Regions from separate parts of the Mus musculus genome. Here regions 1, 2 and 3 are each linked to region 4. A link is a loop called in an ENCODE intact Hi-C map of the cell type or tissue named here. Cell type or tissue: heart. All regions are shown on one strand.

Region 1 (2,500 bases), 85 kb before region 4:
GCCTAGTCCAGTTTTCTTTACTCTTGATAAATATGCCTATCCCACATCTCAAAGGCTCTCCCCCAAAGACATTCTGCATAGCTTTGTAGCAAAACAGAGTTTAAGACCAGGGGTCAGGAAAGACTCCATGTGAGGGTGGGAATGTCAGAGGAAATCTTCTCTTACCAAGATGGAGCCCTCTTGGCCATGGTGCCGATGAAACTGCACCATGGCTTGGAAGGGGAAATCACATATCACATCACTGTTGAGAACGAAGAAAGGGTCGGCAGTCTCAGATAGTAGGTCTCGGGCCAACGCCAGAGGCCCAGCTAGAGAAGGGGACAAGTCATAAGTTACCACCTTGCTAGGGGCCTAGGTCCAGACTCCAGAGGCCCCACCCATCCGCCCAGATTGGATACCTCTTTGCTGGCCCTAAAGTTTGCCCAAGGGCCTTCCTTATACTGACCTGTCCCCAAAGGCTCCTCTTCATGAGACATAGAGATTCGGATTCCAAGCTGGAAAGAAGAAGCCATCTGGTTATGTTCCTCCTCCAATGGTAAGAGCCCCAGGGACCTAAAGAAAGGGCTAAGTCCATGCCTCACCCTTTGCTCTTGTGCCTTCATTTCCTTCTCCAACATCTGTGACATGTAGCTCACTGCCAGGATCACGTGGTCCACACCTGCCTGTCAGACACAATAAGGTGTGCTAGTTGACTGGCTCAGTCACAAGGTATGACCACCCCTGGCCTCCCAGTCACTATCCATCCCTCTTCCCGCCATAACAGACCCACGGCCTTACCGCAGCAAGCGCCTCCACTTGATGCAGCAAGATGGGCTTATTGCAGAAGTCCACCAATGGCTTCGGAGTGCTCAACGTCAGCGGCCGCAACCGTGTCCCATACCCTCCCACCAAGATCAGTGCCTTCATGGCGTCTGCAGATGTTAGAAGTGGATCTATCGGTCCAAAGTACTTACAGGCCGCCTGACCGACCCCTGCCGCGCACTCCCAACGCCGTGCCCTGACCTGCACGTTTCACCAACTAGACTGACCAACTCTGGTGTCACCTCGCCCCCCTGCTCTACCCTGATGTGGGGTCCAGGATCAGCCAGAACAGAAGACGAGGAACTGGTTGGAGACCGGCTGGTCCGGAGTTCCGGCCGGAGGCGGCGCAGCCAGTGACGTAACAGGGAGAGCCAATCTACGTGGCAGGGCCGCCCGCAGCCGAGCGTCAGACTTTACGCTGCGGCGGACGTAGCCAATTAGATTTCCAACGCCCTGGGCTGCCATGGGGACCCGGAGAACTCGCGAGTCAGATGCCCATTGGCGGATCTAAAGGCGGAACCGAAAGAGGAGGCTTAGCTTCCTATCGGAACCCAGTCCGCCACGCGGCAGCTGCCATCTGCCCCGCCCCGCCCCGCCCCGCCCCGCCGACGCCGCCTACCCCCCCAAAGGCCACTCCAGGTTCGCCCTGATGACCCCGCCCCTCAACACTTGCTCTGACCCCTATATCCAACCCCTCCCGTGCTGCCTCCCCCGACCCCCCACCCCCAGTGTCAGCACTGTCCCGCTGCACCTGTCCCGACCCAGCTCAGCCCGATCCCTAGACTAGCCATGTCGGCCCAACCGGAGGCGATGAAGTTTTCACACAGACTTGGACAGAGTTCAGTTTCTAGAGGCTTTATTTTGACGTATACGACCAGACACAAGCGGGCGGATAGCGCTGGGTGTACAGAAAAGGGCCGGCTTGGGCCAAGCACTCCTCTCCACCACACAGAAGACCTGGGGAAAATGCAAGCGCGCCTAAGCGCCAGTGGAGCCACGTATGCATCCAGGCGCAGGTCTTAGGGTGTGTAGCTTCCAGGAAAGAGGAGCAGATAACAATTTCCAGAATTCCAAGTCTTACATTTCCTCCACAGAAGCAAAGGAAATTTCCCCAGGTTCTCCTTTTTCCTCGTTAAAATGTAGTTTTTAAAATGAGCACACACACACAACCAACTTATATAGCTGTAAAGTTCAAAGCAGTTTGCATCTAGGGAACGTGCACGTGGCCAGATGTGAGCGAATGAGCAGCGGATACTGAACGGATACTGTCCGAGCCCAGGTCCCTTGCCCCTAGGAGAGAATGAATCCCCACACCACTGCACGGCCCACAGCTGAGAGGGGTAGAATCCCAGGCAAGGACATTGCTCTACTGGTCCCTTCCTCTTCCAGCAGCACCCATCCCATTTCACTCCCACCCATCTCCCCGGGCTGGTATGGGCTTGGCCCGGGAAATACAATGGAAAGGGGTAATGTGAGCTCCCAACCCATGATCCCTAGTTGCACTTTGGTCCCAAATTGATGATTGGGAAGGCAGGACCTGTCAGGAAAAAGACAGGGCTCTAGCCTGGGACAGGCAGAAGAGCAGTGGTAAAAGTGTTCGCACACACTTGCCACCACCTATCAGATAACAGAGCTGGGCCTCCAGATATCAAAAGTGCTGAAAAGTGAGGCCCTGCCCTTGAGCAGCGGCAAATCCCAG
Region 2 (2,500 bases), 89 kb before region 4:
CAGGCCCACAATACAGCCCAGCAGGGTGGTAAAGCCTGTGTTGAAAGTCTCTGGCTCGGGGCGAGCCTTTTGCACACTCACATTGTACTCAAGTGTCTGGTTGTGGTGCAGGCGGGGCCCACTGGCCAGGCACACAAAGACGCCTGCGTGCTGCTCTTGCACCCTGCCTATGGCTAAGCTGCCATCAGCCAACACAGCGATGCTACCATCCTGAGAGGCTGGCGCCACAAGCAGCTCATTCTTCGGGGAGACCCAGGCCACCCGAGTGGCAGGCACACTGGTGTTGCAGAAGAGCCTCAGGGACTGGCCCACCTGCGCGTGCAGCTGCTCTTCAGGCAGCTCTAAGCCTGGAGCTGCAGCCACAGAGCAGTTCTTGAAGACCCGGCTGTGCTCAAAAAAGCGCACTCGGGACTCTGACACCTTAAAGACCAAGCATGTGTACTCGCGTTCAAAATCATGCAGGGCACTCAGGCCCCGCTGGTGCCAGCGCCGGAGCAGGTGGTAGAGGCTGCAGTCACAGGGCAGCGGGTTGTTGTGCAGGTAGAGCCTGTTCTTGAGATAAGTTGGCAGTGCAGCCAACTCAGGGATGGAGATATGTTTCAGCCAGTTGGAGGAGAGGTCCAGAGTCCGCAGGCGGGTTAACCCCAGACCGTGCAAGTGGTTGAAAGAGAAAGAGGAGAGCTCGTTGCAGCTGAGATAGAGGTGGCTAAGCATGCGCAGGCCCTGGAAGGCATCCAGGTCCAAGTGCATCAGGCTGTTATTGAACAGAAGTAACTTCTCCAGCTCCTCCAGGCCATCCAGGTCATGGGTATGGAGCATCCTTAACATATTAGAGGACAGGTCAAGTGTCCTCAGGCCACTGGCATTGGTGAACGCACCATGGCCCAGGACTTCCAGCTTATTATAGCCTAGGTGCAAGGCACGCAGCCGGGAGAGGGGCGCTAACCACCCCGGGTGCAGGCGTTTGAGTGCGTTGTGGCTCAAATCGAGTTCTGCAGCAGTGGTAGGCAGTGCTACCGGCAAGTCCTGTAACCCACGGCCCGCACAGCTCAACACATCGGCAGCACAGATGCATATATCGGGGCAGTTGTGGGGAGCAGGAGGCAGAACATCCTCCAAGTCTGAAGTGCCCAATCCAGCACCCAACATGCATAGTAGTATACCTGATAGCACTAGCCAGGCCATGCCAGTGACTACCAGGGAAGATATGGGGACAGCTCAGTGCAGGTCAACAGCTCCAAGACTCACCTACTTCTGCACAGGCTTGCGGATTGTGGTTCCCTATGGCCCATGGCTCGAGAGGCACAACGCTGGCTCCCCCTGCCCAGCCGGCTTCTCCTGCTCTTCTGGTCTGGGTTGTGAGGTGGGGCCCGCAGCCCTTCTTCTAGCTTCTCCAAGAGCTTTCTGACTGGATTCTAAGTACTAGCTAGGAAATGACCGCTCAGGGGCGGGGACCTAAGTTCCCATTGGCTCCTGCTGTTAAGGGGCGGAGCAGCCACATCTCTTGGCACTTAAAAAGCCAGTGTGGCCACCAGAGGGCCCCAGTGTCCCAGTCTGCTTGGCTGGAAGCCTGACTTCCCTCTTGAAGAGCAAAAGGACTTAGGGGAGAATGCCTTCAGCCCTCAGAGGATTGGTGTGTAATGGGGTAGGTGGAGTCCTTGCTGCTCTCTTAGATTTACTTATGTCTGTGTATGTGAGCATTCGTGCAGACGTCGGACGACGACTTGTGAGGTTCTGGGGATCAGACCCAAGTTACCATAGCTGGTAGCAAGCACCTTTTTATCAATAGCACCCTTCTCTTTAAACTGGTATTCAGGTCATGTGGGACCAAACACCTGGGAGGGTTGGTAAGTAATAGGGGGGAGAGTGGAGGCATAATAATGAGCGAGGCCTCTGGATATTCATCTGTCCCACGTGGAGAAAATGTTCACACAGGCTCAAAGCCTTCCTACGACCTATGCACCCTCCCCTACCTAGGACAGAGCAAGCCACCTCTGTGCTCCTGGCTGATCCCTGCTTCCAGCTTCGTTCCATATGCTATCTCCTGGGGCAGCCAGAGCCCCTAGCACCTGGCACTACCTTGCCTGCCCCTGACCGGAAACGCTTCTCTCTACAGAGTTGTAAGTGAACCAGCGGGTGGGTCAGGTCAGGGAAGAGTTTCAGGATCCTCAATAGCAAATTCCCTGCCTGGGAGTATTCAAGAGGCACTGAGTTCTCAGACGACAGGGGCCCTGATGCTACCTACTACTGATGCAGATACAGATTATATCAGCGCTGAGGAGCTGGCCCAGGTGGAACAGATGCTGGCTCACCTGACCGCTGCATCTGCCCAGGCGGCCGCCGCCTCCCTGGTGAGTGTGGCATAACAGAGGCCGTTTTACTAATCTGTAAACACCAGGACAGGGGTAAGGATCCCAGCCCAACTCCTCCACTCTGCCCTGTAGCCCACCAATGAAGAGGACCTCTGCCCAATCTGCTACGCCCACCCCATCTCTGCTGT
Region 3 (2,500 bases), 100 kb before region 4:
CTTTTCCCATCCCAGTGGTGGAAGAACTGCAGGTCCAGATCCTGAAGCTGCTGTTGGACAATAAAGATGACAATGGGGTAAGTGACCTAAGACACCTATGTGGGTCTGCGGCTTGGAGGTATGCAGTTTGGGGCTCTGAGCCCAGATAGCAGGGCGGGTTTATGTTCCTGTGGCAGGGCGCAGGGTAAGGTGCGGAATCCTCAGCTCAGCTCAGCCTTGTTTTCCCATCCCTTGAAGGGTGAAGCTTCTAGGTACATCTTTCTGACAAAATTCCGAAAGTTCCTGCAGGAGAATGCCAGCGGCCGGGGGGTAGGTACCCTCCAGGGTGGCTCCTGTGGGCTCCTGGCTGGGTTGCAGGGCTGCAGCCTGGGCATCCGCCACCTCAGCCTGCCACACACCTGTCTGTCTCACCTGCCTCTGTCCTCTGCTGCCTTTCCCTCCTGGGATCCTAGGGCATGTCCTTGAATGAGGAGTGAGCTGGGCTCTGGGATGGCACCAGAACATGTTTTCTGTCATATGCCCCTAGAACACACCCGTGCTCTGCCCCCCTGAGTACATGGTCTGCTTCCTACACCGGCTGGTGTCTGCCTTGCGCTTCTATTGGGATGAATACAAAGCTTCCAACCCCCGTGCTTCCTTCAGTGAGGGTAAGAAACAGCAGACCCGGGTTGGCAAGGCTGGGTTGAAGCAGCCTGGGGGAGCCCCTGGGGTTGTAGAGAGGTGAGCTGGTTGTGGGGGCTACTGGGCCTTCTGCCCAGTTAAGTCCATTTCAAGAGCCCCACACTCAGGGGCCTTGGGCCTCCATTGTCCAGGCTTCGCTCCTCAGACCTGGTACCCAGATCTCTGTGCAGTCCTTTGTACAACTGCCTTGATTGGGTTACTGGGGCTCCTGTGTTTGGGCATACAGTGTCCCCAGGAGTCAGTAGGAGACAGGATATTCACTCTGGGTTGGAGGATGTCTCATGGTTTGTCCTTCTGTTCTCTTGAGTAACCAGCTGCCAAGAATTCCCTCCACCCCAAGTTCTACAGTTGTTGGCATTAACCTAAAACACAAGGAGTGGGAGAGCCAAGGAGGCCTGGGCTAGAGGGAAGCATATGGCTCTGAGAGCTCTCCTGCTGAGTCTCCATCCCTGACTCCTTGCAGAGGCTTACATCCCGCCCCAGATCTTCTATAATGGCAAGGTGGACTACTTTGACCTTCAGCGCCTTGGGGGCCTCCTCTCACACCTTCGAAAGACCCTTAAAGGTGAGTGGAGGCTGGGTAGGAGCACTCTCTGAGTCTCCTGTGCTGTGGTGCTGAGCCATCCTGTGTCCACCAGAGGGTGCCCAAGACTCTCTTAACTGTTGAGACAGGGTGACCTGCTAGGCTGTATCTGATCTCCTGTTTAGCCAGCAGTGCCTTCCTCGGGCACAAGAGACTGGCTCGGCATGCCCTGATGGAATAGATATGTCAGCACAGGATTAGGATCCTGTAAGGGGAGTTGAGTGCTGTCTGAGCAGCCTTCACTGATGAACACAGTTCACTTCCAGTGCAAAGAGCCTGTGGTACTGTGAACTCAAGGGCAAGAATGGCAAATATAGGCAGGTTGTGATGGCACACACTGTTAATCCCAGCACTCAGGAGGGTAGAGGCAGGAAGATCTCCATTAGTTCAAGGCCAACCTGGTCTACATAGTGAGTTCCAGGTCAGCCAGGACTATATAGTGAGACCCTTACTTTAAAAAGCAACGCACAGGGCCTGAGAGTTGGCTCAGCAATTGTGAGCACTTGTTACTGTTGCAGAGGGCCAGGTTTGCTTCCTCCCACATAGCAGCTCACAATGCATCTCCAGTGTCAGGGAACTCAGCACCTTCTGATCTCTGTGCCATTGGGCATGCACGCCGTGCATGTACAGGAAACACTCATACAAGTAAAAGGATAAAATCCAAAAACACTGTGTTAAAAATTAGCAACAACGAGCCAGGCGTGGTGGCTCACGCCTTTAATCCCAGCACTTGGGAGGCAGAGGCAGGCGGATTTCTGAGTTCGAGGCCAGCCTGGTCTACAGAGTGAGTTCCAGGACAGCCAGGGCTACACAGAGAAACCCTGTCTCGAAAAAAAACAAAAAACAAAAAAAACCAAAACAAACAAAAAAAAATTAGCAACAACAAAACTCGGAAGCATCCCACTGTGGCCTACAGACAGGCTGAGAGGTCAAGTCTGAGGCAGGACACTGGGGAGAGAGGCCAGTCTGAGGCTTTTACAGGCCACACAAGGTGCAAACCATCCACGGACAGCTTTGGAAGTCTGAGGCTGGGGAGTCTTATGTTATGAGAAGCTCCCTCTAGCTGCTGAGGTGGGAGGATCGTCTGCAGGGGGTCGGCTGAAAGAGGGTACAGGTATCTAGCGGATGGAGGATAGGGGCCTGCACCAGGGAAGCAGGGTGGTAAGCACTGGATAGCCTTGATTACGCTAGAGGCTCTGTGACTGGGTGTTGTCAGGGCGAGGGGCTGCCGGAAGC
Region 4 (2,500 bases):
CAGAAAAGCCTGGGGAGTAAGGGAAATTAGCAAAAGTGGGTATGCACAGTCCCTGGGCACCTAGGTAGCCCATGTGCTTGTGTTTTCCTTGCTATAACAGCCAGGCACAGAGGACAACTGTGTGAAAGGAGCCCGAGGCTCGCAGAACAGAAGCTAGAGGGATCACCATCAGGGAACCGCGGGTATTCCTGAGAATGCTTCTCTATCCCCAGCCTGAGGCAGCTTAGGCTAAGGTTTTCTCTACAGTACAGTTTCTGAGATTGTCGTTTTCCTAGGGCACATACTACATGTATGTAAGCTCTTGACAAAGCCCTCGTGTTACAATGGACTTCAGAGAAGGCATGGCCGATGGCTGGGTGTGGTAGGAGGAAGAATCAGGGACAGAGCCTACTGAGTTGTCAAGGTCACCCCTGTGCTGGACCGCATGGCAGACCATGTGCCGGACCGCATGGCAGACCATGTGCCCACCACAGTCCCACAGTTCTCAGGTCGTCATAAACTACAACAGGAGGGTAGTTTGGGCTCTACAGAGAGATGCTAAGGAAAAAAATAAGAGCTGGTGAGATGGCTCAGAGGGTGAGGGCGTTTCTGCATCAGTCTGGCAACTTCTGTTAGATCCCTTCAACCTATGTTGAAGTAAAAGGAGAGAAATGATCCACAAAGTTATGCTCTGACCTCTATACTGTGACACGAACAACCACACACTCACTCATGCATGCGCATATACTCTTTCATACACATACTCATTCATGCACACATACATATGTATATATAATACATACACACACTCTTACACAAATATACTCATTCATGAATACACACATGAGGCACACACACACACAAGCACACACACAATGTGCTATCTGGCTGAGGAAGCTGGCCAGCACAAACAGAGCCTTCAGATAGGAAAGAAAAGAAGCAATTGTGGAAGCAGGAAGAAGTGTTTTCTTATGGTTGGCTGTGACACGGCAGGATCCTAGGAAACCATTTAAACCTAAGCCCGCTCCATGACTGTCCTGAGACACAGTATTGAGGAACTGAGAGATGGGGAGTCAGGGGCCACAGTACCCAGGAGGAAAGTGGAGTGTTGGAAGGCACTGAATGGGTAAACTGCACTGGCAGAAAGAAAGGGCATACTGATTTGCCATAATATGTTAAAAAGTGACTTAAGTAAAACTCTGGGCTGTTGACAGTTTTAATTTGGCTCCCTTGCTGGGGTCCTGTAGCAGGCAGAAGACAGCCTTGAGGATATTCTTAGCCAGCCCATTTCTGTGAAAAACACTCAGGAAGACTGAAGCTTGCTCCTAGCAGGGACACCAATCCCTGGGTCGTTTGGCTCCCTCTGCTGGCAGCCTGAAAGCACACTCCTGGACCCGCGAGGATTATTTATTTATTTTGGACTGGCTGGCCTGGAACTCTCTGTAGACCAGGCTGGTCTTGAATTCATAGATACATCTGTCTGCCTCTGCCTCCCGAATGCTAGGATTAAAGACGTGCACCAACACCACCAGGCTGAGGGGGCTTATTTTAGAGTGAGCACTCTCAAGTATGTTTCAGAGATGGGGCAGACAGACGCATGTGGTGAGAAACTCCAGGATACTCCAAGACAACCACTGCCCCTGCCCTGTCCTCAGGCTACTCAAAGGCTTTCTCTGCCTTTCCTGGTCAGACCCCAAATTCTCTCAAAGCCGCTTTTCAGTTAGAGCCTGGCTGGCTCTCTGGTCAGAAGGTCCATAAACACATCTATCCCACCAAAGCCAGGAGCGCAGGCTCTCTTAGCTTGTGATCCAGAATCACCCCAGAAGGGTAACAAACCTCTCAAAAACCAGGCGGCTGACCGTCTCATTGGTCGCCGGAGGCAGGCTCAAGGTTCCCTGGAGGATCATCAGCTTCTTTCTTAGGCTCTGGAGAAAGGAGAGCGAGAACCTGAGAGAAAGGTTGTGGCACTAAGGAGAAACGCCTGTGTAAAGGGCACAGGGAACAGAGTGAGGGCTGACCACCAACACCAGCCAGGCCTGAGAACTCCGCTTGGTGGCATACTCGCTCTGGAGATTAGGGACCGCCTTGGAGGTAAGAACTGAGCAGACGACAGAGGAAGATTCACGGTGCCCTTAGCCCTCTGCTGAGGAGGGACAGGCTCAAGGCCAGACTAGGGTGCATATGCTGACCCACCTCCAACCCAGGAGGATACAGAGGGCCCGGAAACACCAATGACTGTAACACAGGTTTCCAGGCAGAAACAGTCCAGCCCTACCCTTAGAGGCACATAACCCCTCAGGTCCCCTCACTTCCCACAGGCCAGGGTGTCTCACCGTGATCTCCTGGTCAGCACTTTGTAAGTCCTTCTGGGCTGACCTCAGTTCTAACTTGGCCTGATCCAGCTCAGTGTTGAGAGTCTTCAACTGTAAGAAAGGAGAAGCCAGTGGTGCCACATGACCTGCCCCTACCTGCTGCTATCCAGTGTATGTTTGGGTAGTCTAAAAAAAAAAAAAAAAACCGG

What was found. Hi-C counts contacts between places; a loop is a spot of excess contacts. Peaks named below come from ENCODE experiments on the same cell type or tissue, not always from the same donor. Only the 100,000 strongest peaks of a DNase experiment are listed, where the experiment ranks them.
Region 1: it touches region 4 in a loop (6-fold over the local background); 18 of 42 quality-filtered maps call a loop at or near these places.
Region 2: a loop joins it to region 4, with 5 times the contacts of the local background. A loop is called at or near these places in 24 of 42 quality-filtered maps.
Region 3: it touches region 4 in a loop (6-fold over the local background); 23 of 42 quality-filtered maps call a loop at or near these places.

Annotation. Positions count from the first base shown.
Region 1 is chr9:108,047,923-108,050,422 of GRCm38, reverse strand. It overlaps Ip6k1 (inositol hexaphosphate kinase 1), which reads right to left. Exons shown (of 6, transcript NM_013785.2): 6 at 1,641-2,500. It overlaps Gmppb (GDP-mannose pyrophosphorylase B), which reads right to left and starts at 1,159. Exons shown (of 9, transcript NM_177910.4): 1 at 778-1,159; 2 at 582-662; 3 at 446-494; 4 at 166-308. The coding sequence starts at 906. In heart, a CTCF peak has its summit at 1,166; DNase peaks (open chromatin) are centred at 1,232 and 2,182; H3K4me3 peaks cover 2,500 bases; H3K27ac peaks cover 1,818 bases.
Region 2 is chr9:108,052,065-108,054,564 of GRCm38, reverse strand. It overlaps Rnf123 (ring finger protein 123), which reads left to right. Exons shown (of 39, transcript NM_032543.2): 36 at 1,978-2,120; 37 at 2,257-2,351; 38 at 2,445-2,500. It overlaps Amigo3 (adhesion molecule with Ig like domain 3), which reads right to left and starts at 1,406. Exons shown (of 1, transcript NM_177275.4): 1 at 1-1,406. The coding sequence starts at 1,185. In heart, a CTCF peak has its summit at 1,514 (motif pointing right); DNase peaks (open chromatin) are centred at 54, 814 and 1,474; H3K4me3 peaks cover 618 bases; H3K27ac peaks cover 612 bases.
Region 3 is chr9:108,064,432-108,066,931 of GRCm38, reverse strand. It overlaps Rnf123 (ring finger protein 123), which reads left to right. Exons shown (of 39, transcript NM_032543.2): 18 at 16-77; 19 at 238-309; 20 at 527-647; 21 at 1,145-1,246. Among named protein-coding and RNA genes, the nearest start is that of Amigo3, 13 kb to the right of the region's middle. In heart, a CTCF peak has its summit at 1,301 (motif pointing right); a DNase peak (open chromatin) is centred at 1,361.
Region 4 is chr9:107,962,733-107,965,232 of GRCm38, reverse strand. It overlaps Traip (TRAF-interacting protein), which reads right to left. Exons shown (of 15, transcript NM_011634.3): 9 at 2,313-2,402; 10 at 1,816-1,904. Among named protein-coding and RNA genes, the nearest start is that of Uba7, 12 kb to the left of the region's middle. In heart, a CTCF peak has its summit at 1,339 (motif pointing left); DNase peaks (open chromatin) are centred at 1,352 and 2,139; H3K27ac peaks cover 1,133 bases.